Linked DNA regions of Homo sapiens: region 2 is linked to region 1. A link is an interaction called in ENCODE POLR2A ChIA-PET data of the cell type or tissue named here. Cell type or tissue: GM12878. All regions are shown on one strand. Each heading gives the region's core, and the rest is flanking DNA. Links, peaks and the distances in the headings are about the cores only. Region 1 overlaps FUT8 (fucosyltransferase 8). Region 2 overlaps FUT8 (fucosyltransferase 8).

The links. Peaks named below come from ENCODE experiments on the same cell type or tissue, not always from the same donor. Only the 100,000 strongest peaks of a DNase experiment are listed, where the experiment ranks them.
Region 2: POLR2A ChIA-PET joins it to region 1 with 6 read pairs; 5 of 35 experiments call an interaction of 5 or more read pairs at or near these places.

What each region holds. Positions count from the first base shown.
Region 1 is chr14:65,496,538-65,512,681 of GRCh38, forward strand. All of the region lies in intron 2 of FUT8 (fucosyltransferase 8), which reads left to right. Among named protein-coding and RNA genes, the nearest start is that of MIR625, 34 kb to the left of the region's middle. RefSeq lists enhancers at 4,954-5,013, 5,044-5,213, 10,209-10,907. In GM12878, for the core only: a CTCF peak has its summit at 5,044; DNase peaks (open chromatin) are centred at 4,986 and 6,384; H3K27ac peaks cover 2,984 bases.
Region 2 is chr14:65,436,181-65,452,324 of GRCh38, forward strand. All of the region lies in intron 1 of FUT8 (fucosyltransferase 8), which reads left to right. Among named protein-coding and RNA genes, the nearest start is that of MIR625, 27 kb to the right of the region's middle. In GM12878, for the core only: no CTCF peak of the experiment used is centred there; no DNase peak of the experiment used is centred there.

The DNA of each region.
Region 1 (16,144 bases), core at 4,065-8,064:
CATGAGATCTGATGGTTTTATACGTGTCTGACAGTTCCTCCTTCACCCACTCGCTCTCTCTTGCCTGCCGCCATGTAAGACATGCCTCTTCCCCTTCTGCCATGATTGTAAGTTTCCTGAGGCCTCCCCAGCCATGCAGAACTGTGAGTCAATTAAACCTCTTTTCTTTATAAATTACCCAATTTTGGGCAGTTCTTCATAGCAGTGTGAGAATGGACTCTGGCCATGATTTTCTTGGTATGACTCAGGAAAATTCTTCTATGGGGTATGGCTGTGGAGTGGTTTTGTGCTTGCTGTTGTTGCCGTGGTGCTTCAGAAAGTTAGCCTAGATTAAAGAGTTCAGGTTTTGGAGTCACATGGGTTGTCTTGAATTCTGTCTCTGACCCTTAACTACCCCTGTGACATTGGGCAAGTTACTAGACCTCAGTTTCCTCAACTGCAAATTGGAAATAATAGCAACCACCTCCTAGGGTTGTGATGAAGTTTAAGGATAAATGCTGCTCTTTTTATTGAGCATTTATTTATTCCAGCCAGACACTGTGTTACATACTTCATATGCAGTATATAATTTAATTTGTATGTGTATATTAGAGTATGTAAAAGTTCATTTCCAACGGTAATATATGTCCAGTAACCGGTTGCTATTACTTTTTCTATATGTTGATTCCTTAATCAGAAGTTGATGTTCCTAAGATGAAAGATGGGAATGGGCATTTTGATCAGATCTGAAGGACTTGTTTGGAAGTTGACAGTGGTTTGAAGGTGAAATATTTACTAGAGTGTGGTTCAAGGATAATCTGCATGGTAATTACCTTGGAAGCTTGTTAAAATGTAGAGTTTTGTGTTTGTCATCTGAAACTCTGAGTCTGAATCAGGATCTCTGGCCGTGGAGCCCAGACCCTGCAGTTTTATAAGCTTAATCATAATTCTTATTCTCTATGAAGTTTTTGAATCATCTTTTTAATTTATTCTTCCCGATGATTAAAAAATGATTCTAATGATTTTTAAATATTTTTATTTGATGTAATGAGCTTTCCATTTTATTGGTAATGGAGGTGGTAAATTTTTTCCATTTAAATGTTTACATATATGTGATTTTTGTATGTTATAAGAGTTTAATGGGTGGTGACATTCATTCAGCTAATGTTTAGTAAATATTAAAATATTAAAATTTATAAAATACAATTTACTTATTTGGAGTATTTTAAAATGAATATATCATTTTATTCAGTTATTCAAACAAAATGATTGTTGAGACTATGAGTAAAATAGTCTCAATTTACTATAAAATATGTCATATTTTACTCAGTTTATAGTCTCCGAATAGGGTGGGAAAGGAGAGCAGATTGAGAATGTGCTGTTATGAAGCTAGGTGGAGAGGGGAAGGGAGCGATTTTCTGCTGCTAACTAGAAGAAAAGCATAACTACAAATAATTTATATAACTAATAAGATTTCAAAGCAGATAGAAATTTTCAGGGAGTTTTGGTCAGAGTCATTTTATTAGTCATATTATTTAATGAAAGAATAATCAGGAATGCTCAGCCTCTGTGTTTTCTACTATTGCTTTGCTCCCTAAGAACGCTCTTTTAGATTTTATCTGTCTATTCTTTTGAGTTTTATCTTTGCCTTCCTGGGAAGTCTCACTCGACTTTTTAGGAAATCAAGTTGTATCCCCACAGTGCTTCACATGACCTTATTTTTTTTAGATTCTTCAAGTAAAATCTTACTCAAAGGAACCAATAAATTGCCTCACGTCATAATTTTAAACTTAAGTGTTTGGAAGACTAATTTCAGTGAGTCTTTGCATTGGTATCTTTAGCCCACAAATCTTTTTGGCTCCAGTATCCACTTTAATAATTCTTATGGGTTAAGTAACTGTATTTTTAATATCTGTAGTTTTGTTCATTATCAGAAACTAGGTCACCAGGGTTTGTTGTGTCATTGTTAATTAAAAAGGTATTGTATGCTTTTTTTTTGGAATGTGCTTGTACTGAATGAAGCCAAAATATGTTAGTAATGCTCTGCTTTAAATACTCATAGAATATAATTTTGCATATTTTAAACTCAATCTATCTGCCAGTACAACAATGTTATTTATCTCTGAGAATTTTGACTATTCTTTCATGCTATTTAGAATTCAATGAATTGTTAAAACTTCTAGTAGGCTTTTTACTGACAGTCTCTGTCTGACTTCTCCTTTACAAGTTTTCCTCAATATTTTCAGAAGTAACATTTGGGTCTTACTGAAATAGGAATTTTTGGTTCTATAGTAGCAGATGGAAACAGTAGACTTTTTTAGAGGTTGGAAGCAGTGGGATACAGAGAAGGAGAAAAATCAGACTAAATTTATGTCATGCCTCTTTCATTGTGAAAAATAATTATAGCCTCATGTACATTACTTTTCTGAGGGTTGTAGTGGTGGTAATGGTTGTGGAAGTAGTAATAGTTGTAGGGATGAATTAAGGAGGCATTGGGTAAGAACGTGTCTCCCAACATAGGATTTCAGTTACTTCCCAAATATAAATAACAGTGGTTATTACCAAAAATTTTTCTTCAAGCGACAGTGATCTCACTGTATGTTGCCCAGGCTGGCCTGAAACTCCTAGGCTCAAGTGATTCTCCTGCCTCAACCTCCCAAGTTGCTGGGACTACAGACACACACACACACCACCATACCTGGCTGAATTTTTTTTTAACCAGAGAAGAGCACACTAATTTTTTCTTTACCCTTATAGCATTTTCATTACCAGTTATTATACTTTCATTCTGAATGATTTCAGAATGTTTGGGGATGGTGTTGATAAACTAGAATTATTTTGTGGTTAAGTAGAGGCCCTCAAACAGAGTACAGCTCAAGTCTCAGGTTTACCACTTTTTTTTTTAAGTAGTACATGGGGCAAATTATTTAATATCTTATTTTGCCATAACTAATTATTAATAAATATCTACTTTATAGGTGTGTTGATGATTAAATCAATTTGTAAAGAATAATGGGCTGGGTGCAGTGGCTTGTGCCTGTAATCCCAACACTTTGGGAGGCCGAGGTGGGAGGATTACTTGAGCCTAGGAGTTCGAGATAATTCTGAGCAACAAGCGAGGCCTCATATGTATAAAAAATGAAAAACTTAGGCTGGTGCGGTGGTGTGTGCCTGTAGTCTCAGCTACATGGGAGGCTGAGGCAGGAGGATTGCTTGAGTCCATCGAGGTCTATCCAGGCTGCAGTGATCTGTGATTGTACCATTGCACTCCAGCCTGAGCAACACAGCAAGACCCTGTCTCAAAAAAAAAAAAAAAATGCCAGCAAATAGTATGTGTTGAATATTTAGTTATAAGTATTATTCACTCTCTAAAATAGTCTTCTTAGTAAACTCTAATTGACCTTAGGGTAAAAAAATTTTTATATTTAAAAGCTCAGAAAAATTCAGCTTAGTTATTTTTAGGCTGGTGTTTGGTCTCACATACACACTTAACGCCCCTTTCAAACTGTTATGGAACAATGTTTTTCAAACTTTAATGTGCATATGGGATTGTGTAGGGATCATAATAACATGTAGATTCTTATTCAGTAGTTTTGGAATAGGATGAGATGTTACCTTTCCAACAAGCTCCTGTTGGTAATCTGGATGTAGCTCATTCTTATAACACACTTTGAGTAGCACAGTTATGCAGTGTTCCATTAAGTGGTTCTCATTCCTGCTTTCAGTATATTATAAACACTTAGATATTTTTTGTTCTTTATGCCTTGGCTCTGTGTCATACCAGTTAAATTAGAGCTTTGCCTTTGGGGTTCTGGGCATCATCGTCGTCATCATTGTCGTCATCATCATCATCATTTTTTCTTTCGGTAAAAATATCCTGGATCATTCTCTTGTGAAACTAGCATTAAGAGCCACCACTTTAGTTATCTGAAGGAGAGTCATAAGCTAAGAAGCTACATTTTAGGTCTTCTCTTACTTTGTTGTCTTCCATTTTAAGCTCATTTCCTCTGTAGAGATGATGGTGGACAGCTGGTTAGAACTCTTAAACTGGAAGGCAGTTAATATGTTGGCCTGAAGTTTTCTTTTCGCTAGACTAAAAGGTTTGACTGTTGAACCTTTCTTTATGGATCCTATTTCCTATCCCTTTTCATCATTTGTATAGTCTTCTTTGGACTTTCCCTAATTTCTCAATAGTCTCCTTAAAGTGTAATAACCCAAACTAGATACAAAACTGCTGTAACAAAACTGAACAATGGCAGAGGCAGAAGAATATAGATCTAAAAATCTGTGGTTTTCATTAGCGTTGAAAACTTGTATTTGCTTCAGACTTTTTATTGGCCTTTTCTTTATGTTTTTCAGGGTTAAAATGTGTTTTATGCCATGATATTTGTTTCAATATATTCCTTTCTTAGGTTATGCTTCTTCTTTCTTCCTCAACTGTGCTTCTTGTATCCATTTCCCATCTTGCACCTATTTTGGAGGAGAGGCAGTAAATATTTTCTTATGGACTTACCATGTTTGGGAAGACCGTTTTCCAAAGCGATCAAGATCATGTTAAATTTTATTCCATCTAGCCATGATGGCTCAGTTAGGATCAGGTCAGGAAAACAGTCCACACTAAATACTCGAGGCAGGAGGATTTCTTGAGACCAGGAGTTTGAGACCAGCCTGGGTAACATAGTAAGACCTGTCTCTACAGAATTACAAACAAAAACAAAAAATTTCAGCCCAGAAAATTTAATACAGGGAAGGGATTATACAGGTATTGGAGGGCTGAAAAAGCAAACAGGGAACACTGGGGTAACACAGAGACAATATTTGCAGGAATTAGCCACTATTCATATGGTTGAGGGGGAAATAAGAACTTGGAGTTGGGACCTCATAGAATTGGGGTTCAAAACCTCTGGAGGGGGTACTTCCTGACAGCTGTTGGTATGTCTGAGGGGAATTTCTGAGAGTGCCAGAAAAAGCTGGTGGTTATCACTGCTACTGCTGGGGTGGAGGATCTATGCTGGGCAATGCTGACTGGAAAAAGCATGTACTGCATTCTCCCTCTAGTGTCCTTATTGGCAGTGTGAGGAAGCTAGCTGCAGAAGAGAAAAGTAGTTTTCAGAGTTTTATTTTCAGTATTACAAAGATGAGTATTAAAGGGTAGATTTGGATCTGAGAGAAAATAGCTGAATAACCAGTATATATAGCCTTCTCTTCTGGTCAAAGGAGGCCATAGGCCTTTGGTCTCTTGGTCTCTTTTCCTAGCTACTTGGACCCCAGACCCAGATATTCTTAATGCTGAGGGTTTGGAAGGAAAGTTGTTATTATTATTTAAAAAATTAATTTGTTTAGTTAATGTGATGGGGGAGGGGGCATGAGACGGGTCTACTTTGTCTTTTCTTTTCTTTCTTTTTTTTTTTTGAGACAGTGTCTTGCTCTGATGCCCAGGCTGGAATATAGTGGTGTAATCTTGGCTCTCTGTAGTCCCGAGCTCCCAAACTCAAGCAGTCCTCTCACCTCAGCCACCCAAGTAGCTGGGACTACAGGCACCTGCCACCACACCCAGCTAATTTTTGTATTTTTTGTAGAGACGAGGTTTTGCTATGTTGGCCAGGCTGGTCTCGAACTCCTGGCCTCGAGTGATTCACCCATGTTGGCCTCCAAGTGGTCTGGGATTACAGGTGTGAGCCACCATGCCTGGCTGGGTCCACTTATTTATTGTTATTTTTTTTTTTGAGACAGAATCTCACTCTGTCACTCAGGCTGGGGTGCAGTGGTGGGATCTCAGCTCACTGCAATCTCCACCCCCCAGGTTCAAGTGATTCTCCTGCCTCAGCCTCCCGAGTAGCTGGGATTATAGGCACCCACCACCATGCCTGGCTAATTTTTGTCTTTTTAGTAGAGACAGGGTTTCACCATGTTGCCCAGGCTGGTCTCGAACTCCAGACCTCAAGTGATCTGTCCGCCTTAGGCTCCCATAGTGCTGGGATTACAGGTGTGAGCCACCGTGCCCGGCCCGGGTCCACTTATTCTGAGATAATTCTGTTACAGCTTTTTTTGGTAACTTACATTTAATCATTAGATACTCCTTCTTTGCCTCTTGAGGTATTTCTGTTTTTTAAAAGCCCTTATTTAAAATGTAAAATAAATAATGGTAAAAGTAATGATGTTACCCATAAACAAAGTTTTAAAATTGGTTGCTTATTAGCCAAACAGTGGTCTGCAGTGGTAACCAACCTCTGAAAAGATTATGCCTTTTTTACTCATTCAAAAATTCCCCCTCCTGCAGAGCTTCTTCAATTTTAATGTGTATATGAATCAGTTGAGGATCTTGGTAAAATACTGATTCTGATTCAATATGTCCCTGGGTAAGGCCTGAGATTGTGCATTTCTAACAAGCTCCCAGGGGAGGCTGGAGCTACTGGTCCCTAGACCAGACTTTTTTAACTCCCTTCCCTCCCTTGAGAACTACTGGTTTGGCTTAGATCCAGTGTTGGACTTGGATGGTTGAGTGGTGAGTGATCATAAAGTAAGAGTTTCTATTGTAAGCCTGCCCGTCTAGAAATATTTTGAGCAATTTTAGTAGAGCTATTTATAGCTGTTTCTTTCCAGGTAGGATCAGAGAAATATATGCTTCTGAATAGGTTAAATTTTCTTCCATAATATAATGCTGCCCTGAATGCAGAAATGTGCCTATCACTTGTAATTTTCCTGGAAGGCGTGAGACTGCTTGGTAATTGTGTACATATTTAAGGGAAACTGAGTAATGGAGGACAGAATAGAACAATTAACAAATTCATGCATCAGATAACTTGCTTTCATTAAAGCCATTGTTACTCTTATTTATTGATTGTTCCTGATGATAGGACATCTGCAGATTTCAAAAAGTGTGTTTAGTGTGAATTTCATACTGATGGCATTTCTCTGCTTTTGACAGTTTCATATACTTAAACTTGTCATTAAAACACAGCATCTTGCCTTGAGCCAAATGAAACTTTGAATAGAGCCCAAATTTATGAAATTGTTAATTTCTCTTTACATCTAGATTTTACTTTCAGTAATTTCTATCTGCTAACACAAATAGAAAGGTAATCTTTCATTTGGTTGCCATCCTTCAAGAGCCTCTCTCTGCCCTTCCCTCCCTGCCTTCCTGGATCTTTCCTTTTGTCTTTACAGACCTAGATTTTGAAAGGTTCTAGGTTCCTTTTGTCTGTTGATACTATGTGAATGTTATCCTTAAGTTTTTAATTCAGGCTACAACTAGACAGATAATGTGTCTCACAATTAGCTGGGGTGAGAGAGTTAAAATGGAAGTTAAGGATTCAGGGGATTCCTACAGATGGGTGAAGAAAAAAGCTCAATGTTAGGATCCTTAACAAAGCATTTTGATTGGCATATGGAGACCTTTGCGTGAACACAAATGTTCATATTTGAATATTTATAGAAGATAATCTGTCAAAATTACTGTTATTTTAATTTGCCAAGCTTGGCTGATTGCCGCAGTTGGATGTTAGTTGAATTCAAGTTGAAGAGTTGTAAATATGTTCTGGTGTGGGACATGCTTTTTGTCCTTGAAGCTGTTTGAATTTCTTACTTCTCCCACCTACACCCCCTTCTTTAAAACTGCGAGGCTTTTTTGTATTAGTTGAACTTTCATGTTCTTTTTTAGGAAAAAATATTAAAGTAGGATGTTAACTGTATGGATTAAAAATTTTTTTTAACTAAATTTGTTGACATTTGGTGATCAGGAATTGTTTAAATAATTTTAACTATTTGTCCAATCTTTGCTTCAAAGGACCTGTTCCTGGAGACTCAAATGTAGGGATATATATCTTATTTGAATGGTTTTGTGTGGGATATGTTTCACATTAACAGCAAAGAAAATGTAGACTTCTAGATAATTGATGTTTCCCCTTTCTTTTATCTCACTTGAACAGCTAATAATTTTAGTGACCCAGATTCAAGCAATAATACCTGTCTTCATAATTGTCATGTGGTTTTGTCAGCTTCTTATATTCTAGGGGAAGGAAGATAAGACTTTTTTAAATATATTGAAATAACTTGGTTAATAAATACTTTTTTTCTCTTTTTAGAAGCCAGGAACCTGTTCTCTTTCCATAGTGTCTCCTCACTCAGAAAACGTTGTGTTCTCCTGCCTCAGCCTCCTGAATAGCTAGGGTTACAGGCGCCCGCCACCATGCCCGGCTAATTTTTTTTTGTATATTTAGTAGAGACGGGGTTTCACCTTGTTGGCCAGGCTGGTCTCAAACTCCTGACATCAGGTGATCTGCCCGCCTTGGCCTCCCACAGTGCTGGGATTATAGGTGTGAGCCACTGTGCAGGAGAATGGCTTGAACCCAGGAGGCAGAGGTTGCAGTGAGCTGAGATTGTGCCATTGCACGCCGGGCTGGGCAACAAGAGTGAAACTCCGTCTCAGAAAAAGAAAGAAAGGGAAAAAAACCCCAACACACTGTATTAATTATTGATGCAGTATCACTATTCTTACTGAGACTACATTATTTTAGCTTTAGAGATGATATAGTGGCTTTCTTAAAGTTATATGACATTTTTTTGGGAGCAGGGCTGTATTCTGTGCCCCATGTACTAAGCTATCTTGTCTCATTTAACTAGCCACTGTTATCTGAATAGTTGAGTTTTACATGCGTAACCACTTGACCTGATTAGTCTTAATTTTTTTCCTGATGTTTTTATTTCTTTATCTCTTAGAAAATGACATAATTGAATCAGTTTTGTTGGTTATTACTTTAGCTAGAAACTATGTCAAGTACTACATTTCAGTTTTTTTTTTTTTTTTTTTTTTTTGAGACAGAGTCTCGCTCTGTCACCCAGGCTGGAGTGCAGTGGTGCAATCTCGGCTCACTGCAAGCTCCTCCTCCCAGGTTCACGCCATTCTCCTGCCTCAGCCTCCCAAGTAGCTGGGACTACAGGTGCCCGCCACCATGCCTGGCTAATTTTTTGTATTTTTAGTAGAGACGGGGTTTCACCATGTTAGCCAGGATGGTCTCGATCTCATGACCTCATGATCTGCCCGCCTTAGCCTCCCAAAGTGCTGGGATTACAGGAGTGAGCTACCGTGCCCGGCCTACATCTCAGTTTTATTTAGACTTTGTTTTGGAGTTTCAGGAATTTGAGGTTTCAGGAATGTATTTTGTATTTAGAAAATTAAGAGTGGAACTTTTATAGTATTTTCTGTCTTTCACAATCATCCATCTTCATTCTCATTTGACTTTTTTTTGCTATATTTTTTTTCTAGAAGATTTTATATAATCTTTTCCTGTTACTACTTTTGCCCATTCTTTTTGTGACCATCTCCAAGTCATTTCCCTTGTATCTCACCGTCATTCCTTATTATCTTCCTAGGAAAACTTATTTGTCCAACTCTGTAGCTATCCTCTGGCTGGATAACAAAATTATTAATAATTCCTTAAGATGTTACCCTAGCTACTAATTTTGTAATAGTCCACCATGTGTTCACTGTGTAAAGGGTTCAGAGGTGACTGTTGTACCTAATGCACCACAGATGTGGAAGTAATAATAAAATTTACATATATGTAAGGTGAAAATATTGCTAATACGTTCCCTTGGGTCTGGCCATTCTGATATGCTTGCTAAGTTTGGAGGCTTATTTTGTAATGGTTCTTTCGGATTTCTTAAGGTGAATTAGACATTATGTTTACCTTGAATTTTAATTGGTATACTTTTGGTTAAGTAGGTTAAAAGTCAATGGAATAAAAGTTAAGCCAGAAATATAAAAAGTAATAAGCCATTTTTCAGTGTGATTTGAAAAACAATTTAGCTGTATTTCTTGCTATAAAAAAAGAAGTAAAGAACACTATACAGTGGACTAAGATTTTCTAAGTAAACTAATTTTGATAAAGGTTAATTCCATGGTGATAGCAGATGTTGGGGATTGGCATCCATATGTCAGATTTCACATAAAAATTTAGCTTTCTACTGTTTTTTATTTCCTTAGGAAGAACTATAAAACTTAAATTTGTATAGAAGGTATGATAATGCTATTTTAATAAACAGAATTTGTTATTTTGAAAATTGGGTAGTAAGGACAACCAGTGAATTGTACTACTTATTGATTTTTTTAAAAAAATGTATTTTTAATTTTCGCGGGTACATAGTAGGTATATGTATTTATGGGATACATGAGATGTTTTGACACAGGCGTGCAATGTGTAAAAATCACATCATGGACAATGCAGTATCCCTCCCCTCAAGCATTTATCCTTTGTGTTACAGACAATCCAAATACACTCTTAGTTATTTAAAAATGTACAATTAAATTATTGATTGCGGCAGCACCCCTCACACAGGGGCACCAGCTGCCGGGGTCTGCCCATAGACCCTGACCCGGCCACGGATGAATAAAGTACACTGACACACAGATATTCTGTTTTGCCAGTCCAGCTGAGGGTGTCTCAGCTGTTTACAGACTCCCTGGAGGGTTCTGTAAACAGTTGTGACCATGACCTCGATCAGCAAGTGAGACTTGCATTTATGCGGTAAGATTAATTAACAAAGGCTTGAGTCAACACCATTAGAGGTAATTGACATTGTGGACTTTCCAAGTAAAAAGCCCTTAATCACCCATGGCACATCAAAGGTTAGTCTTAAGATTATATGAGTAAACAAGCTAGCTAGGTAAACTACTCTGCCTTCCTTTATTACTAGTTTAATTTGTTTAAAGGTAAAGATCAGGTTGCCTTCAACCATGTCTATTACTGAAGTTATGCAAACTCTCGGCCTTCCAAGAAGATTTGTGTCTGTCTCTATAACTATCTTCAATATTTTTCCCACCAGCCTGATTGAACCCCAGTAATTGATTATAGTCACCCTGTTGTGCTGTCAAATACTAGGTCTTATTCATTCATCCTGTTTTTTTGTACCCATTAACCATCCCCACCTCTCCCTCATCCCACCACTACCTTTCCCAGCCTCTAGTAACCATCCTTCTTTTTCCATGGGTTCAGTTGTTTTGATTTTTAGATCCCACAAATAAGTGAGAACATGAGATGCTTGTCATTCTTTGCCTGGCTTATTTCACTTAACGCAGTGACCTCTGGTTCCATCCATGTTGCACATGACAGGATCTCATTCTCTTTTATGGCTGAATAGTACTCCACTGTGTATATGTACCACATTTTCTTTGTTCATTCGTCTGCTAATGGACACTTAGCTTGCTTTCAAATCTTGGCTATTGTGAACAGTGCTACAGTAAACATGGGAGTGCAGATATCTCTTTGATACACTGATTTCCTTTTTTGGGGCTATATACCTAGCAGTGGGATTGCTAGATCATATGGTAGCTAAATTTTTAGTTTTTTTAAGGAACGTCCAAACTCTTCTTCATAGCAGTTGTACTAATTTACATTCCCACCAACAGTGTATGAGGGTTCTCTTTTTTCCACATCTTTGCCAGCATTGATTATTGCTTGTCTTTCGGATAAAAGCCATTTTAACTGGAGTAAGATGATATCTCATTGTAGTTTTGATTTGCATTTCTCTGATGATCAGTGATGTTAAACACTTTTTTTTTTTTTTTTTTGAGATGGAGTCTTGCTCTGTTGGCCAGGCTGGAGTGCAGTAGCATGATCTTGGCTCACTGCATCCTCCACTTCCTAGATTCAAGCAATTCTCCTGCCTCAGCCTCCCGAGTAGCTGGGACTACAGGCACACACCGCTATGCCTGGCTAATTTTTTGTTTTTGTATTTTAGTAGAGACAGGGTTTCACCATGTTGCCGAGGCTGGTCTCAAACTCCTGAGCTCAATCTGCCTGCCTCAACCTCCCAAAGTGCTAGGATTACAGGCGTGAGCCACTGTGCCCGGCCGAACACTTTTTCATACGTGTGTTTGCTAGTTGTATGTCTGTTTTTTTTTTGAAAATGTCTGTTCAGAACTTTTGCCTGTTTTTAAATTGGATTATTAATTTTTTCCTGTAGAGTTGTTTGAGTTTTTTTTTTTTTTTTTTTTTTTTTTGAGATGGAGTTTCGCTCTTGTTGCCTAGGCTGGAGTGCAATGGCATAATCTCGGCTCACTACAACCTCCACCTCCCGGGTTCAAGCAATTCTGTTGCCTCAGCCTCCGAAGTAGCTGGGATTACAGGTGCCTGCCACCACGCCCAGCTAATTTTTTGTATTTTTAGTAGAGACGGAGTTTCACCATGTTGGCCAGGCTGGTCTTGAACTCCTGACCTCAGGTAATCCACCCGCTTCCGCCTCCCAAAGTGCTGGGATTACAGGCCTGAGCCACCGTGCTTGGCCTAGCTTCTTTTATATTCTGGTTATTAATCCTTTGTCAGATGGGTAGTTTGCAAATATTTTCTTCCATTCTGTGGGTTGTTTGTTTGTTGCTTGTTTACTTTGCTGTGGAGAAGCTTTTTAATTTGATGTGATCCCGTTTGTCCAGTTTTGCTTTGGTTGCCTGTGCTTGTGGGGTATTACTTAAGAAATCATTGCCCAGACCGATACCCTGGAGAGTTTCCCCAGTGTTTTATTTTAGTCATTTCATAGTTTGAGGTCTTAGATTTTTGTCTTTAATCAATATTTTGATTTGAGTTTTGTATATGGTGAGAGATAGGAGTCTAGTTTCATTCTTCTGCATATATATATCCAGTTTCCAAGCACCATTTATTGAAGAAACTGTCTTTTCTGCCATGTATGTTTTTGGCACCTTTGTCAAAAATGAGTTCACTGTAGGCGTGTGGATTTTTTTCTGGGTTCTCGGTTCTATTGTTCTGTGTGCCTGTTTTTATGCCAGTACCATGTTGTTTTGTTTATTATAGCTCTGTAATATAATTTGAAGTCAGTTAATGTGATTCTTCTAGTTTGGTTCTTTCTGCTTAGGATGGCTTTGGTTATTCTGAGTCTTTTGTGGTTCCCTATAAATTTTAGGGTTTTTTTTATATCTCTGTTAAGAGTGTCATTGGTATTTTGATAGGGATTGCATTGAATCTGTAGATTGCTTTGGGTAGTATGGACGTTTTAACAATATTGATTCTTCCAACCCATAAACATGGAATATCTTTCCATTTTTTGGTATCCTCTTCAATTTCTTTCATCAATATAGTATAGTTTCTGTTACAGAGATCTTTCACTTCTTTGGTTAATTCCTAGGTATGTATTTATTTATTTATTTTGGTGGCTATTGTAAATGGGACTGCTTTTTAAATTTCTTTTTCAATTTGTTCACATTTCACATATAGAAATGCTACTTATTTTTGTATGTTGATTTTGTATCTTGCAACTTTACTGAATTAGTCAGTTCTTAATAGTATCAATTCTAATAGTTTTTTGGTGGATTTTTTATGTTTTTCCAAATATATGATCATATCATCTGCAAACAAGGATAAGTTGACTTCTCCTTTACAATTCGGATGCCCTTTATATCTTTCTCTTGTCTAATTGCTCTAGCTAGGACTCCCAGTACTATAATGAATAATAGTGGTGAAAGTGGGCATCCTTGTTATGTTTCAGATCGTAAAAGACAGGCTTTCAGTTTTTCCCCATTCAGTGTGATACTAGTTGTGGGTCTTTTGTATATGGCTTTTATTATGTTGATGTGTGTTTCTTCTATACTCATGTTTTTGAGGGTTTTTATTAGAAGGGATGTTGAATTTTATCAGTGTTTTTTCAGCATTAATTGAAATGGTCATATGGTTTTTGTCCTTCATTTGTTGATACGATATATGGTGATTGATTTGTATATGTTGAACCATTCTGGTGTCCCAGGGATAAATCTCACTTGGTCATGATGAATGATCTTTTTAATGTGTTGTTGAGTTCAATTTGGTAGTATTTCGTTATGGATTTTTGTATGAATATTCATCAGGGATATTGGTCCTTAGTTTTCTTCTTTTGATGTGTCTTTTTATGGTTTTGGTACTAGGGTAATACTGGCCTTGCAGGATGAGTTTGGAAGTATTCCCCCTCCTCTATTTTTCGGAATAGTTTCAGTAGGATTGGTATTAGTTCTTCTTTAAATGTTTGGTAGAATTCAACAGTGTAACCATTGGGTCATGGCTTTTCTTTACTGTCAGACTTTTAATTATGGCTTCAATTTCATTATTTATTATTGGTCTGTTTGGGTTTTGGATTTCTTCATGTTTCAATCTTGGTAGGTTGTATGTGTCTAGGAATTTGTCTATTTCTTCTAAGTTTTCCAATTTATTGGCATATATTTGCTAGTAGTAGCCACTAATGATTCTTCGGATTTCTGTGATATCGGTTGTACTGTCTCCTTTGTTACCTCTGATTTATTTGGATCTTCTTTTTTCCTTAGTCTGGCTTAAGGTTTGTCCGTTTTAACTTTTCCAGCAACCAACTTTTTGATTCATCTTTTGTATTTTCTTTATTTCAATTTCCTGTATTTCTGCTCTCATCTTTATTATTTATTTTCTTCTACTACTTTTGAGTTTGTTTTCCTCTTGCTTTTTTAGTCCTTAAAATGCATTGTTAGCTTGTATATTTAAAGTTTTTCTTCCTTTTTTTGATGTAGGCACTTGTAGCTATAAAATTCCCTCTTAGTACAGCTTTTGCTGTATTCCATAGGTTTTGGTATATTATGTTTCCATTATCATTTGTTTCAAGGAAGTTTTCAATTTTCTTCTTAATTTCTTCATTGACCCACTTGTCATTCAGGGGCAAATCATTTAATTTACATATATTTGTATAGTTTCCAAAATTCCCCTTGCTATTGATTTCTAGTTTTATTTTATTGTGGTCGGAGAAGATGTTTGACACTATGTGGGTTTTTTTTTCTTTAAATGTTTTAAGACTTGTTTTGTGACCTAACATATGGTCTATCCTTGAGAATGATCCATATGCTAAAGAAAAGAATGTATATTCTGTAGCTGTTGGAAGAAATATTCTTTAAATATCTATTAGATCCGTTTGGTCTATTTCTTTGTTGATTCTCTGCCTGGAAGATCTGTTCAGTGCTGAAAGTGGGATGTTGAAATCTCCAGCTATTATTGTATTGGAGTCTTTCTCTCTTTAGCTCTAATAATATTTGCTTTATATATCTGGGTGCTCCACTGTTGGGTGCATATATATTAAAGTACTTTTTTATATCCTCTTGCTGAACTGACCTCTTTATTATTATATAGTGACCTTCTTTGTCTCTTCTTACAGTTTTTGTCTTGAAATCTATTTTGTCTGATACAAATATAGCTTCTCCTACTCTGTTTTGGTTTCCATTGGCATGGAATATCTTTTCCATTTCTTTATTTTCAATCTGTGTGTGTCTTTATAGGTGAAGTGTGTTTCTTGTAGGCAACAGATTAATGGGTCTTCTTTTTTTAAATCCATTCAGCTATCCCGAGTCTTGTGATTGGTGAGTTTAGTCCATTTACACTCAGTGTTATTATTGACAAACAAGGACTTATTCCTGCCATTTTGTAATTTGTTTTCTGGATGTTTTGTGGTCTTCCCTTACGTCTTTCTTTCCTTCCTGTCTTCCTGGATGTTACAGCCTACTACCCACCTGGGGTATATGGTATAGCCTATTGCTTCTAGGCTACAAGCCTGTACAGCATGTTACTGTACTGAATATTGTAGGCAATTGTAACACAGTAGTAAGTATTTGTGTACCTAAACGTAGAAAAGGTACAGTAAAATTATGGTATTTATAATCTTTATTTTTGTAGACAGAGTCTTGCTCGGTTGCCCAGGGTGGAGTGCGGTGGCGCGATCTCGGCTTACTGCAACCTGCGCCTCCTGGTTCAAGCAATTCTCGTGCCTCAGCCTCCCAGGTAGTAGCTGGGATTACAGATGTGCACCACCATGCCCAGCTAAGTTTTGTAATTTTAGTAGAGACGAGGTTTCACCATATTGTCCAGGCAGGTCTTGAACTCCTAGCCTCAAGAGATCCCCTGCCTTGGCCTCCCAAAGTGCTGGAATTATAGGCATAAGCCTTCGTGCCTGGCTGGGTATTTATGATCTTATGGGACCACTCATATATGCAGTTCGTTGTTGATTAAAACCATCATTATGTGGTGCATGACTTTACTTTGTATGACAAGTTACTGAACGTTCTAAAGGAGATATGAAAGTAACTTAGGTTTGATTTTTGTTTGAAATTGTGATATTTTTGCCGGCTGTGGTGGCTCATGCCTGTAATCCCAGCACTTTGGGAGGCCGAGGC
Region 2 (16,144 bases), core at 4,521-8,520, 60 kb before region 1:
AGTGTGTAATCCCAGCTACTCAGGAGGCTGAGGCAGGAGAATCGCTTGAGCCCAGAAGTTTGAGATCACCCTGGGCAACATAGCAAGACCCTGTCTCAAAACAACAACAACAAAAACTTTTCTTTAACATTCCGAGAATGCTTATTGGCTTTAAAAAACAATGATAGTGGCCAGGCACAGTGGCTCACACGTGTAATCCCAGCACTTTGGGAGGCTGAGGCAGGCAGATCACGAGGTCAGGAGATCGAGACCATCCTGGCTAACATGGTGAAACCCTGTCTCTACTAAAAATACAAAAAATTAGCCAGGTGTGGTGGTGGGCGCCTGTAGTCCAGCTACTGGGGAGGCTGAGGCAGGAGAATGGTGTGAACCTGGGAGGTGGAGCTGGCAGTGAGCCAAGATCGTGCCACTGCACTCCAGCCTGGGCGACAGAGCGAGACTCCCTCTCAAAAAAAAAAAAAAAAAAGTTTTTTTCCAAAATAGAATAGTAAATGGCCCTGACAAGGTCTTTGACAAGCATTGGGGTTGCACACTCAACTGTATCACACAATTCCAGGGGACATCATTCACATAAAATTTTTTTTTCTTTTTTCCTACTGGAGTTGTGCAGTGTAGCAGTCTGGGCTATATATTTACAGTTATTATCTAGGATTATCAGTGATTAGGTTCCATGGAAAATTTGAGTACTACCAAATGATGCATTTAAAAAGCATTTTTCAATGTTTCTCTGAAATGAAATTTTTGTCCAGGAGCTAGTTCTGAAGAAATGCCCTACAGGCAGTATGTCTAATGGATCAGACCTGGGAGACATAAAGGCCTATTTCAGGTACTCAACTCTGCCATTTACTGCATGAGTGACCTTGGGCATCTTGTCTAGCTTCTTTGAGTTCATTCTTTATCAGCAAAACAGGATTGATAATCTCTCCTTTTTATAGATGTGACAAGAATTATAAATAATGCATGTAAAATATCTGATGTAGAGCAGACCTCTTCAAGTTGCAACTGCTTTTACTTCTGTTTATTAGCACTTAGTACTGATTAGCCACAGCTTTTTATCAAACAAAAGCTTAGGGTATCAGCAAAGCAGAAAGAAAAGAATTTGAAAAACAATTGAAAGCATTTACTACCTAACATTTAAAAAAATACTGAAGTAGAATTAGGAAAGAAATAAGAATTTATTGGATTAAATGTTAGCTGTTTAGTATTGTTTTTATTTTGTATTTAATAGGGAGAGAATAGAGGGCTATACTATTATATTTTCTGTACTTGGGACCTCCAAAGGTCTTAATTTGGTCTTATCACCACTAACACCACCACTGCCATCTCCATGTCATGCTTGTGTTAAAGAAAGACTTTGAAATACGTCACCTAATGTTTAGGGTCGTAGAAATGCAATTTACTGTTTTGGGACTAGAGTACATGAATTCATATTACTTGACATCATTAGTTCTTCCCAGTAAAATGAGAATATTTGAGGTCCCAGAGTATTTTATAAGGTTTTAAAAACTTCATAATTTCTTAATGTTTTTTTGTTATTACCCATAGTGATTACAATAAAATCCTTAAAACAGCAAGGAAGGAGAACCAAGGAGATTAGATGTGCTTTATGGATGCAAGGAGAGAGGTTTAGCAAGCAATGGAGTAGGGAGTAAAGAAGAGGAGTTTAGCCTGAGTTTCTGGATCTAGGAAGTAATGTAGAAGTCTTAACTGTAGAAGAGTCTTTATAGTGATAGTGATTTTTTTTCTTTGATTTTAAATTATTTCTGCTTTGGTGTTTTCTGTTTGTTGGACATGTTGGTTTCATACCTCTGTATAGTAAAGAGGTTTTAAAACTTTGACCCAAACTATTTTGGCTCACACTTTTACTTCTCATATGGGCTTTTATAATAATATGGAGAGAGGGGATAAGAAGTTGTCTAAAGTAAAATCAAAAGTTGTTTGTCCATTTCCTCTCTCAAGTAAGAATATATCAAGAATATTTCAGTCTAGCCATTTTGTAGCTTGAGATTAGAGAAGGAAAGTTTACATTCACATGTTACCTTCATCTGCCTTTCTTGTCTTTGACCTGTTACAACAGAAATTAGGCAGTTTTTTTTTTCCCCTCACATATTCATTCTCTGCTTCTCTCAAGTTAATGAAACCTAGATAGAGGGCCCAATTGCCACTTGCTGAAAGAACAAATTTCTGAAGTTCTCTTGTAGCAAGTTACTACCTTGTGACTAAATTCTGGTCAGTTAGATGTCAGTAGAAGTATTTGGTATTTCCCAGAAGTCTATTTAAAGGAAGAGCTTTACCATTCTTTATCATTTTTTCCAGCTGCCAACTTAGATCATGAGGATAGGGGCTATACTTGTAAGGATGGTAGAATGGAGAGCTGGAAAGACCCTGTATATTTATGTCATGGTAGAGCAGCTCTGGAGTATTATCAGATTATTTTATGTGAGAGAGAAATAAACTTCTGTTTTGTTTATGCCATAGTTATTTTGGATTTTCTTATTATGCATTGCTGAACCCACGATCCTTCACACCTCCATCTAAGGCATCTTCCCTTCTGCTTCCTGTTCTGTGGTTGAACTCTTGGTGCTGTTTCATCTCTCCACTGCTAAGTCCCTGAATTCTCTTGCTCTCCACATTTTCTATAATGATTGTTCACAGGCACAGTGTTGCAGTTAGAAGCTGCTATGCATTGCTAGTTATGTAGCACCTGAAATTTTAATTTTTTAAAAAGAAACTTTAACAGGAATATGAAGGAATGTGTAAGCACAGTTACACATATTTTATTTCCTAATGAAAAATATAATTTCTAAAGAACGATGTGTCCATTAAGTCTCCCCTGCCCTCCAATTTTAGTTGATACAGATTGGTTTGGCTAATTGGCTGCCAGCAGTTCCTCTAGAGAATATGTCTAGATCACTAACAGACCCCTTTTTACTTGCCTCTTTTGGAAAACTCATCCTATCCCTACCCTAGTAACATGATCCAAATGGAAGCTTGTTACTGTCACAGTTATTGGTTCAAGGATGGATATGTAAGCAAAAATACCAGCTCTGTCCTGGGTTTTTAGAACTGCATCTAGCAGAAAGGAGATCCTCTCTACTTTTGAGGCTATAAGGATGTGGACAAACTGGTTTAGGAGGATCATAGTAATAATACTCAGAACAGAAGTAGAGATGGAGGGAAACAAGTCAGTCTTCCTCAGAGAATGGACATGTACCTCATATAGGCTAATTAGAATATTTTGTTTAGTAACTTGATAATTTCAAGTCAGACTCTGTTGGGCACTTGAACTGGAGGGTCATGTGAAGGACAGAAGTTTCTTTAAAGCCATACTCCTAAATGTAAATAAATATATTTAAAAAATTTTAAAGGGTGATAGAAACTATTTCCTTTCTTACTTTGAAGGGGGTTCCTAGCTGGTACATAATTCATACTGTCTCAGTTATTCAAACAAATTACTCATTTAATAAAGCATTTCATGGAGAGGAAAAGAAACTACAAGTTTTTTCTCTATGGATGTGGAGTACTTTTAAAGGAAAATAAATGCTCCCTTAAACACCAATAGCAACAATAAAATATGCACAAAAGCCTCCTAGTGTTGAGAAACCATCACGTAAGTGCTGAGCACTCTAGTTCTGCTCGTGGATCTCTTTACAAATAGAAAATTATCTTATCTCTTATGTTTGTTAAAGCATTATTTGCCATAGCTAAGATATAGAATCAACCTAAGTGTTCATCAACACATGAATGGATAAAGAAAATGTGTGTGTGTGTGTGTATATATATATATATATATATATATATATATATATATGTACACACACACAGTGGAATACTGTTCAGCTTTTCAGGAGAAGGAAGTCTTGATATTTATAAGAACATGGAAGAACTTGGAGGACATTATGCTAAGTGAAATAAGCCAGACACAGAAAGACAAATACTGCGTGGTCTCACTTATATGTAGAATCTAACAAAGTTAGACTCATAGAAGCAGAGAATATAATGGTGATTACCAGGAGCTGTCAGCTGGGGAGAAATGGGGAGATGTGGTTAAAGTGTACAAAGTTTCAGGTATTTAGAGGAATAAATTCTGGAGATCCAGTGTACAGCATGGTTGACTGTAGTTAATAATAAAGTGTTGTATACTTGAAAATTGCTTAGAAAGTAGTTTTTTTTTTTTTTAAATTGAAATGGGATCTCACTGTGTTGCCCAGGCTTATCTAGAATTCCTGGGCACAAGCAATCTTCCTGCCTCAGCCTACTTAGTAGCTGGGATTACAGACATATGCCACCATGCCCAGCTAGAGAGTAGATTTTAAGTGTCCTTACTATTAAAACAAAAAAAGCTTGGATATATGAGATAATAGGTATGTTAATTAGCTTGATTTAATCATTCCACAGCGTACACATATATGAAAACATCCAGTTGTACACAATACATATGTGTAACTTCTATTTGCCAATTAAAATGAAGTTTAAACATTGTATCCATCTGGAGTTCCTCTTGTGGGAAAATGACTTCTTTGGCCACCTAAGGTCTTTTTTTTTAAACTCTTAAATTTGAGACATCTATAGTTGGTATAATTGGTAAGTCACAAGTATTAGTGAGAATTTTATTTGGGTCCATGAAGAACCAATACAGGCAATAAAACACACCAAGAATTAGGGAAAAGCTAAAGCATAGTCCAATTATCTCAATTATTGTAAATGAGAAGTACCCTTCACCTAAATGAGGCTGAGTAGAAACTTCCTTACCTCTGCAACAATTTATAACTGTGGAATTAGAATTTAGATTCAAGCTAGCAAAACTAGAGCTACATTTTATACTCAAAACTATGTCTGCCACTTAAAAGAGGAAAAAAAAGAATGAATATAAGCTGGTTATATTGAAGTATATTTTACACAGATTTTTTTTAGTAGTTAATTTCTTATTTAGATAACTAGGAAGGGTAAGTGGAAAGATACATATGTTTTTAAAGAGGGGCAGGTAACTTTTAATTTTCTTTGTAACTTTCAGAATTTCTTTCCCTACTTGATATATGGAGACCTACTGTAGAGGATGTTTGTGGAGTTAGAAGAGATTAGGGTTGTTGAAATACAGATGTCAGTTTAATTGTAATTCATAGTATTGAACCTTAGAATAGTGACCATTTTCTGTTTTCACAAATTTTAGAAAAGTATACATATATGTTGATAATTATTAAAAAATTTGAACCAAGCTTTCGTTCACAGTGAGATTTGTTTAGTAGGTAAATTATTTTATGTTTAAAAATGAGTACAGGTCTGGGCATGGTAGTTTACACCTTTAATCCCAGCACTTTGGGAGGCCAAGGCAGGTTAATCACCTGAGGTTGGGAGTTCAAGACCAGCCTGGCCACCATGGTGAAACCCCATCTCTACTAAAAACACACACACAAAAAAAAAAATTAGCCGGGTGTGGTGGCACATGCCTGTAATCCCAGCTACTTGGGAGGCTGAAGCATAAGAATTGCCTGAATCCGGGAGGCAGAGGTTGCAGTAAGCTGAGATCGTGCCACTGTACTCCAGCCTGGTGACAGAGTGAGATTCCATCTCAAAAAAAAAAAAAAAAAAAAAAAAAAATCAGTTTGTATTTACTCAGATTTTTTTTTTTTAATTATACTTTAAGTTCTAGGGTACATGTGCACAACGCGCAGGTTTGTTACATATGTATACATGTGCCATGTTGGTGTGCTACACTCATTAACTTGTCATTTACATTAGGTATATCTCCTAATGCTATCCCTCCTCCTCCCACAACCCCACGACAGGCCCCGGTGTGTGATGTTCCCCACCCTGGGTCCAGTTGTTCTCATTGTTCAGTTCCCACCTATGTTTACTCAGATTTAATGGGATTTTATCTGGGTTTTCAAAGGGCTCCCAGATTTAATCTGGGTTTTCAGAGGGCTCCCTAGATAATTCTTAGATGCATCCAGATTGAGAAGCATGAATCCAGAGCAAAACAGAAACAGCTAAGGGTGGACTTTTTTTTTTTTTTTGAGGCTGAGTCTTGCTCTGTTGCCAGGCTGGAGTGCAGTGGCGCGATCTCGGCTCACTGCAGTCTCCACCTTCCGGGTTCAAGTGATTCTCCTGCCTCAGCCTCCTGAGTAGCTGGGATTACAAGCATGTGCCACCACACCCAGCCAATTTTTGTATTTTGTATTTTTAGTAGAGACATGTCGGCCAGGATGGTCTCAATCTCCTGACCTCATGATCCGCCTGCTTCAGCCTCCCAAAGTGCTGGGATTACAGGAGTGAGCCACCACGCCTGGCCAAGGGTGGACATTTGAGGGCACAAACATTTGAGGTACTGACCATCATAAATACATACATACATACATACATACATACAGTATAGGCCCGCTGTGGTGGCTCGCACCTGTAATCCCAACACTTGGGGAGGCCGAGGCAGGTGGATTACTTGAGCTTAGGAGTTTAAGACCAGCCTGGGCAGCATGGTGAAATTCTGTCTTTACCAAAAATACAAAAAATTAGCTGGGCATGGTGGTACTTGCCTGTGATCCCAGCTACTTGGGACGCTGAGATGAGAGGATTGCTTGAGCCCAGGAGGCAGAGTTTGCAGTGAGCCAAGTTGGGCCTGGGTGACAGAGTGAGACCCCATCTCATTAAAAAAAAAAAAAAAATTAAGAATACAGTATAGAGGGGCATCCTACAAGGAAACCTTACTCATGCACCATAAAAGTGGTCATCAGAAACAGGGAAATCTATAAAACTGTCACAGACAGGAGGAACTTAAAACTATGGGCTTTAGTTAATATATCAATATTCATTAAGTATAGAAAATGTACCATACTAATATAAGATGTTAATAATAGGGAAAACCGGATAGAGGAGTAGTATATGGAAACTTACTGTATTATCTTCAGAATGTTTCTGCAAACCTGAAACTGTTCTAAAAAATGAAGAGTTTTGGGGTGGGTGTGGTGGCTCACGCCTGTAATCCCAGCACTTTGGGAGGCTGAGATGGGTGGATCACGAGGTTAGGAGATCAAGACCATCCTGGCTAACGCGGTGAAACCCTGTCTCTACTAAAAATACAAAAAATTAGCCGGGCATGGTGGTGCTCACCTGTGGTCCCAGCTACTTGGGAGGCTGAGGCAGGAGAATGTTGTGAACCCTGGAGGTGGAGCTTGCAGTGAGCCGAGACTGCGCCACTGCACTCCAGCCTGGGCAACAGAGCGAGACTCCATCTCAAAAAAAAAAAAAGAGTTTTGAAAATCAAGGCTGGGTGCAGTGGCTCACACCTATGATCCCGCACTTTGGGAGGCTGAGGCAGGAGGATTACTTGAGGCCAGGAGTTTGAGACCAGCCTGGGCAACATAGCAAGATCCCATCTCTACAGAAAATTTAAAAATTAGCTGGGTGTGGTGGTGTGCGCTTGTGGTCCCAGCTACTTGGGAAACTAAAGCAAGAAGACTGCTTGAGCCCAGGAGGTTGAGGCTGCAGTGAGTCATGATTGTGCCACTGCTCTCCAGCCTAGGCAACAGAGCAGGACCTCTAATAAAAAAAAAAAAAAAGACACCCCAAAAAGTAGTTGATTTTCAAAAATCATGAGTAATATAAACTCCTTGAGTTCAGAGTCATTTGACTTAATATTGGTATGCTTAGGGTTTAGCAGAGTTAATACAAAATAAGCTTTAAAGAAGTGCTAAGTGACAATGTTACATTTATGTTATTTTGTAGAAATGGCTTTTGGAAAGATGAGAAGTAACTTGACAAGCTTTTTAATGTTTTCAATAAGTTTTTACTAAAAGTTTATAAAAAATTTTAATTTAGTAAAACAAATTGAAAATATTTGCATAAACTTTCTCTTATTGCTTGAGAGGCCACTTTGAAACTCTTAATGTTGCACATGGTTCTGAAAAGACATCAAGCTTAGTTTAGTTTATAAAAGCATTTCATTAACAGAGTGGGTGCTAAATAGTAAACATAGTTCTTTGACAAGTAGAGTTAAATGTAATATTTCTTTTAAAAAACTGAGTACATAAACCTATTTATCCAGTAGGAAATGCAAGTAGAAATCACGAGATACCATTACTTACCTATTAGAAAAGCAAAACAAAAACAAACCAACAAACCTAGACAATAGCAAGCTGACAGAGATACAGAGCAACTAGAACTCTCCTGCCCTGCAGATGGAAATACAAAAAAGTATACAGCTACTTCAGAGAACAATTTGGTGGTTTCTTATAAAGTTACCATATGAGCTGGCAGTCCCACTTCTAAGTATTTACCCAAGGAAATGAAACATGTTCCTGCAAAAACCAGTAATGCTCTGTTCATAATTGCCCAAAACTGGAAACAACCCAAATGGTAATGTACATATAGACAAATATTAATGTGTGAATGGACAAACTATGGTACATCATACAATGGATGATGTACCAATTATAAAAAGGAATGAACTGTTGATACGTGTGTTGTAGCAATTTGGAGGAATCTCGAAGACATTATACTTTTTTAAAAAAGCTAGTCTCCTGATTCCATTTACATGATATTTTCAAAAAAATAAAACTGTAGTGGTAGAGAATGTGTACTGGTTATCCAGTGCTATGGTTTGAATGTTTTTGTCCCCTCTGAAAATTCATGTTGAAACTTAATCACCAATGCAACAGTGTTGGGAGGGGGGCCCAATGGAAGGTGTATGTATTGGTTCATATGGGGGAGCCCTCACAAATGGATTAATGTTGTTATAAAAAGGGCTTGCGGCCGGGCATGGTGGCTCACGCCTGTAATCCCAGCACTTTGAGAGGCCGAGGCGGGTGGATCATGAGGTCAGGAGTTCAAGATCAACCAGGCCAAGATGGTGAAACCCTGTCTGTACTAAAAATACAAAAAAAATTAGATGGGCGTGGTGGTGAGCGCTTGTAATCCCAGCTACTCGGGAGGCTGAGGCAGAGAATTGCCTAAACCTGCGAGGCAGAGGATGCAGTGAGCCGAGATCACGCCACTGCACTACAGCCTGGGAGACAGAGCGAAACTCTGTCTCATAAATAAATAAAAGGATAAAAAGGGCTTGCTCTCTTCTGCTTTTCTGCCATGTGAGGATGTAACATTTGTCTCATTTTGTCCTCCACCTTTCACCATGAGTGTTTACAGCCAGAAAGATCCTCACCAGATGCTGGCGCCTTGATCTTGGACTTACCAGCCTCCAGAGCTGTGAGAAACAAATTTCTGTTGTTTATAAATTACCCTCTCTCAGGTATTCTGTTATGGCAGCACAAAATGGACCAGGGGTTATGGTGGGGGAGGGTGTGTGACTATGGAGAGACAGCATGAGGGAGTTTTTGGGGTGATAGAACTGTTCTGTATCCTGAGTATGGATATACATGTGTTGAAATTCATAGAACTGTATACTCCTACTTCCTCCCAAAAGTCTGTTTTACTGTATGCTAACTTAAGAAATAAAATGGAAGACATACAAAGAAACTGAACATGTGTCTACTTTATAAGGCATTTGGTCTAACTACTGGTCAAATAAACTTGTATAAATACTGTCTAATGTTTTCTCTATTAGATTTTTTTTACGTCTCAAGGATTTGTATGAAAAGTGACTGATGCACAGAAAACCTTTATTTTTTATTTTTTAAAAAGTAGAAACAGAGTCTCACTATGTTGCCCAGGCTGGTTTGAACTCCTAGGCTCAGGTGATCCCCCTGCCTTGGCCTCCCAAAGTGTTGGGATTACAGGTGTGAGCGACTGTGCCCAGCTAGAAAACCTTTCATATTAAAATAATTAGCACTATAATCATGTGCAAAGAATTGGGATGGTCACCTAGTACAGCTTCACATTTTAAAATAGGTAACAACTATCATTTATTGAAATAATGCTGTTCATTGGTTTTATAACCCAAGTGATACTATATCCTTAGACACTGTAATACTACGTATATATGTATATTTTGAATTTGATACGTCTTTTAAGCCTTTTAATCTACAGATCCCCCATCTCATCTGTCTCTTTTTCTTACAAGTTAGCTATTGAACCCTGGGCTGTTTGCCTTGTAGAGTTTCCCACAGTTTGCATTCTGCTGATTGCATACTAATAGTGCAGTTTAACACTTTCCTCTGTTCTCTGTATGCCCTGTAGATTTTCAGCTGGATTCAGAGGCTTGATCCTAATTAGGTGTGATCCCTTTGGCAAGGCAATAGGAAGTGTGTCATCAGAAGGCACTTGGCTGTTTGGATGACTCTCTTTGTGACGTTAGCAGCCATTGATACTCACTACTTAGATGGATTAATTCATTGGAGGTTGCAAAATAGTGATAGTGATATTCTAAATTATTTCTTTTTAATTTATTACTTAGCATACTTCCATAGAATATTTTCTTCATCACTGTTTGGTTATTAAATAGTATAATTCACAAGGAAAGCCAGGATAAATACTTGATTCTTTATTTTTATTTACCAGTTTTCAAGATACTGAAATTGTTACATCTAAACCTGTGAAGATGTTTTAGGGCTTTTTTTTTTTTTTTAACATGTTTAGATTTTCATTCATTGCAATTAATATGCTTAATGAAGCTCAAATTGTTGTTACATCTTTGACCAGTGGGAGCCTGCCCCTCACCCTCTCTCTCTTTTTTTTTTTGTAAAGATAGGTTCTTTCTCTGTTTCCCTTTCCTTTCCTTACTTTTCAGGCAGAGTTTTGCTATGTTGCCCAAGCTGGACTTGAACTCCTGTGCTCAAGCAATCCTCCAGCCTCAGCTTCCTGAGTAACTGGGACTACAGGCACGTACCACCACACCCGACTCTGCTATTGTTTCTTTAAATAAACATTCTGCCCCTTTGTCTGTCTCTTCTCTCTCTTCAGCTCTTATAATCTGAAAATTTTCTCTATGCTATCCTATAAATGTTGTAACCTTTCTTTATTTTCATGTTTTTCCCTTCTGGGTGGTGAAATCTGGTCTCTACTAAAAATACAAAAAATTAGCAGGGCATGGTGGTGCATGCCTGTAATCCTAGCTGCTTAGGAGGCTGAGGCAGAAGTCGCTTGCTCCTGGGAGGCAGAGGCTGTAGTGAGCTGGATGTCCCACACTGCACTACAGCCTAGGTGACAGTGAATGAGACTCTCTCAAAAAAAAAAAAAAAACCCAAAAGAAAGTAAATTTTGTTTGAGTTTGTTACTAAACTTGGTGAATATAAGCTGCATTTTTTAGTTTCCAGTAAATCAAGGCGCAGTGTAATCATTGTACATTTTATGTTGAAGAGTTATAGGAAAATACCTTTATTTTATAATAATGAAGGAAAAGGACTTTTTGGATTGGAAAGGAATGTTTTGACAAAAGATTAAATTAAAAGATTAAAACAATTTTTTCTTCTGAAAATTTTTTTTCTTCAACCAGACAAGATACCATTTTTTCAAATACATACATTTTTTTCAAATGGTATCTTGTCTGGTTGAATTACTAGAATGTTTTTGGCGTGTTTAGTAGCAAGTGGTAAGTTCAATTGAAATACAAGCTGAAAAATTCTAATGGCCCCTGGAAGATGGCAGTATAGGCTTTTCATCTCAGAATTTTAGATCTGGAGGAGACCTTTAAAATTTATTCCAGTTCCTTCATTATAGGAGAATATCTAGACATCTAGGGATAATGATATGTTATTTCTGAGATCACATAGTAAATTTCTGTTTAGAGCTGGGACTAGTACTAAACCTCTTCGTTTCTGTTTCGGGATTAGTTTCTCAATGCCAGAATGTGTTTCTTGAAAGGCACGATAACCAGCTCCTGGGCTCCTCATATCCTACCTAAATTAGTGCAACTAAGGCAGTGTGACATATTTATATTGGTATTTTTATAAAGGCACAGAAACAGACATGATTTATTCAGTATCACAGGGATAGTGTTAGGTCATAAGACCCCTGACCTGTTGATTCTATCTCTTTATCTTACCTAGTAAGAGATAGCTTAGAGATAGTAGCCAAAATATCCAATGGTTATGAACTATAGATTGGGAGCTGGAAGTGGAGCTGGTACTAGAAACCATAAAAACGCCAGATGATGTTTGTGGTATGGTGAAGAGTGCTGGGATGATGCAGGCAGGGGGTGATGAAAGCTTTGGTCATGAGTAAGTGGGTCTAGAACCTATAGAATGGGGGGGCGGAATAAAGGAGGCAATGGAGCCACCATCAAACTCATGCTTATCAGGAGGATCGTTTGTTCTGTTCTCATTCCCTATAGCATATTGCTACTTTCCAGCTAAGATTTAGAATAATCATAGACAATAATAAAATAAAATACATCTGATATCTGCACAATATTTTAAGCACAGTACTCATAAATATTGTACTGTTTGATCCTTGCAGTATCCTTGTGAGATAAGTAGAAGGGATATTGGTGAGTAGAAACTATTAAATATAATATGTGTTAAGGTAGTGTGCTAGAAATCACTAAGGGATATAAAGGTGAATAACCACAGGCTCTGTTCTCATGGTGTGCCCAATCTTTTGGGGATGGGGTGGGAAAAATAAACAGTTACAATGTATAGGAAGTTGAAAAGGATTTAGAAATTCAAGCTGTGTCCCATGGGAATTTAGAAAGAGTGATGGTATTGTAACAGGAATTTTGGTATTTTGCCTTCTTAATTCAGACTAACTGAAAGGATAATGACTGTAAAAGCATCTTGACTGTAATAGATACTGATACGATTTTCCTTTATAATTTTCAGATTATTTTTTATTTTAGGTGATTTTACACAGCTATTTATATGAATGAATTTATGAATTAAGGATGACAGAAATCACTTAAATTGTTTTAGTGATTTTTGGCATATTAGTCTGGTTTGAGAAGGAGGGAGAAAACAAGGGAATTGATTTTGTAATGTCAAACAGAACTTACAAATTTAGGACAGATTTACCTAGACCATTATGAATAAATAAATAGATCCTTTTAATTGGTAAGAAACTAGACCAAATTTAATATAGTTGATTTAGTACTAGTTTATGTTGATGATGTAGACAACTTCACCAAAGGAAGGGGAGTAGTGAATAAATTAGTTATAACTTATTTTACTGTAAAGTAATGTTAATTGTTAGAATAATTATAGGAAATATTTGCTTACCAATAAATATGACTTTGACAGTCTTACAATGATGAATTCGTTTTTGTTGAAATAGCAGACAAAACAGACTTTTTCGTTTTGTTCACTTATTCCTAGAATCCATTTTAGTCTCTAGTTTTTGTTAGTATGTATCACCTACCTTAACTATTTTTCTTTTTGCCAAAACAGAAAGAATGCGGCTTCCGTTGATATACTGGAGTCACTTAGAATATCAATATCAACACTACAGAGAAAGGAGAAGGAAAGGAAGCAATATACCATTGTCAGTGTGCTTTTCTCTTCTGAGGCTTTCATCCTTCTTGTGTTTTCTCTCTTAACATTGGCCCATAGCTAGAAGACATTGAGGTCCTGCCTTACTGCATTTTTATCTTAGCCATGAGCAGCATACCCCATACTATATTTAGGTTGATAAATTTTCAATAGTAAAATTCTTCATAGTGAGCAGCCTCTTCTAGGCTGTCGCCACCCCTGCCTTACCCTATTTCACTGTGGAAAGCTCACTTTCTTGGTTGAAGCATCTCCCTGTTTGAAGTCCAGCTTTGGGGAAACCTAGAATGGCCTTAGGACCATCAGTGTTACAAGACTCAGTAGTGCCTGAGTCATACTTAGCTTTTAAAACATGTTTATAGCTTTCACTTTTTATGGGTAAATAGCCCTTTTATTATCAACACAGTACTTTTCTCTTTTTCTTAAAAATGACCAATTTCACCACTGATAGAGTTAATTTTTGTCATCTGTTAAACATGTTTTCCCATGACTTTGGGTTCTTCTTCATTTCATATGTGATTTTGTGTGCATATGTATGCATGTGTGTGTGGTTTCCTTTTTTAGAACAAGATGTATTTCTTTGAAGATGAGACTCAATGGGCCATTTGCTGTTTTTCTTTCCTCATCTAGGGTACCTTCAGTTTAGCTCACAGTTGTCTTTCTTCCTAATGGTGTGGGTAAAAATGACTGACTCTGTTCAATATTACAGATTGAAAATAAAACCTGTGATTCCTAGCCTCTTTATTTTATACTTCTTTATTTTAAAGTCTAACATTTTTCTTTCTTTATGCTTTCTTTTTTCTATCATGGAGATAACTTAAGATGTTTATTTAGTTCTATAGGTATTCTGTTTCTCCTGAAAACTTATACTTATCGTTTTACTTCTCTTCCTTTATTATGTTCATGTTCAGTTAGTCTACAGCAGATCTTGTAACGTTCGACTGAATTCTAGTTCCACTAACGATAAGCAAGTATAGCATTTCTTCTTAAGTGAATAATTTCTTCCATATATTTGATGTGGATATGATATTATATGCTGCACTCTTGGTTGTATCTTTTCAGGTATATTTCTTTTTCTCAGAGAAATCTTTCAGTTTGTATCTTTTCTAAAATGGGGTTTTTCTTACGTTGGGTTTTTATTATTGCTGATTACTGGATATTGTTTATTCTTTGGATGCTGTTGATATTCACCTATCATGAAAGTAAACTTTCATGGTTAATCATTTTTTTCTATTACGTAATGAAGCAGGATATTTCCCTGACTCCTTTGTGGGACTCGCAACAGGGGTGCCTTGTTTACCCAGCCTACCACCCTTCCACCCTATTTTTTTTTTTTTTGAGAGGGAGTCTTCCCTCTGTCGGCCAGGCTAGAGTGCAGTGGCGCTCACTGCAAGCTCCGCCTCCCAGGTTCACGCCATTCTCCTGCCTCAGCCTCCCTAGTAGCTGGGACTACAGGCGCCTGCCACCGCACCCCGCTAATTTTTTGTATTTTTGTTAGAGACGAGGTTTTGCCGTGTTAGCCAGGATGGTCTTGATCTCCTGACCTCGTGATCCGCCCGCCTCAGCCTCCCAAAGTGCTGGGATTACAGGCATGAGCCACTGCGCCTTGCCCCAGCCCACCACTCTTAACTCCTTGTGGAAGGGAGTGCACAAGTGAACGGGTGTGGGAATTGGAGTGAATGAGTACTGAAACCAGCCGGCTGCTTTGGCGCCAGAGGGCTCAACCTCCACTCACTCAGACCCACTGCGTTCTGCCCCTCGCAGGAGGGAGTGCGCATATGAGTGGGTGCCGGAACGGCCGGATGCTTTAGCCACAGCAGGAGTGAACTCTCTGCAGGCCCCACAGCAGTGTCCAGGAGCGGGTGCCTGCGACTATTGAAGCTCCAGAGGGTGTGTTACAGTGCTCTTTTAGCTCCGCTGTCCGTGGACAGCTTAAGTGCTAACAACTCAGTGGACCCTTTGCCTTCTTTTTGTGAAGTGGCAGCCCTCTGCCAGTGAGGCCAAAGGGCCACTGTGAAAGCCTTTTGTATCCACACTTGTGGCTCCTGAGCTCTTGTCTGGCGCCCAGGAAAAATGAGGTTACATGAATGAATTGAAAGATGGTAAATGCAGGGGATTTTATTGGAAATGAAAGGGACTCTCAGTGGAAATGGAAGCTGAAAAGGGGACAGGGTGGGTAGGTAATCTTCCCCTGGGAAGTTCAGCCATCTCTGGCAAGATTCTTCTCTGTAGTAATGCCATCAAGCTGTCCTTCTGAAGTCAAGCCACCTCTCTCCAATATCTAGCCATCGTCTTGTCTACCAGCTGAGTCTGGGGTTTTTATAGGCACAGGATGGGATGGGGCAGGACCGTGGGTGATTTAGGAAAAGGCAACATTTGAGCCAGAAAACGGAGATATAAGCTCTCACTTTGGGCCATGGTTACAGGCTTTTTGGCTTGAGGGTGAGGTTATGCTGGGGACCCACCATTTTCTGCCTAGAATTTCTCTGTCCCCCGTTCCTGTCAATAATATGCATTTCTTAAATATCTTTAGTTTCTCCTATGGTAATATTTTGTTTTCATATGAGTTCCTTCTCATTCTTAGATCCTATTTATGCTTCTTTGCTTTAGGATAACTTATTGACATATAAGTGGTATTTATTGAATACATCTAATTTTTAGAAAATTTCAGCATTCAGTGCTGTCACAAAGTTAATTAAGTTCATAGTCCCCCTTTAAAATACAGTGTTTCCAGGTAAGATGGACTAATAGGGATGGTCTTTCCACCTAAGACAACTAAA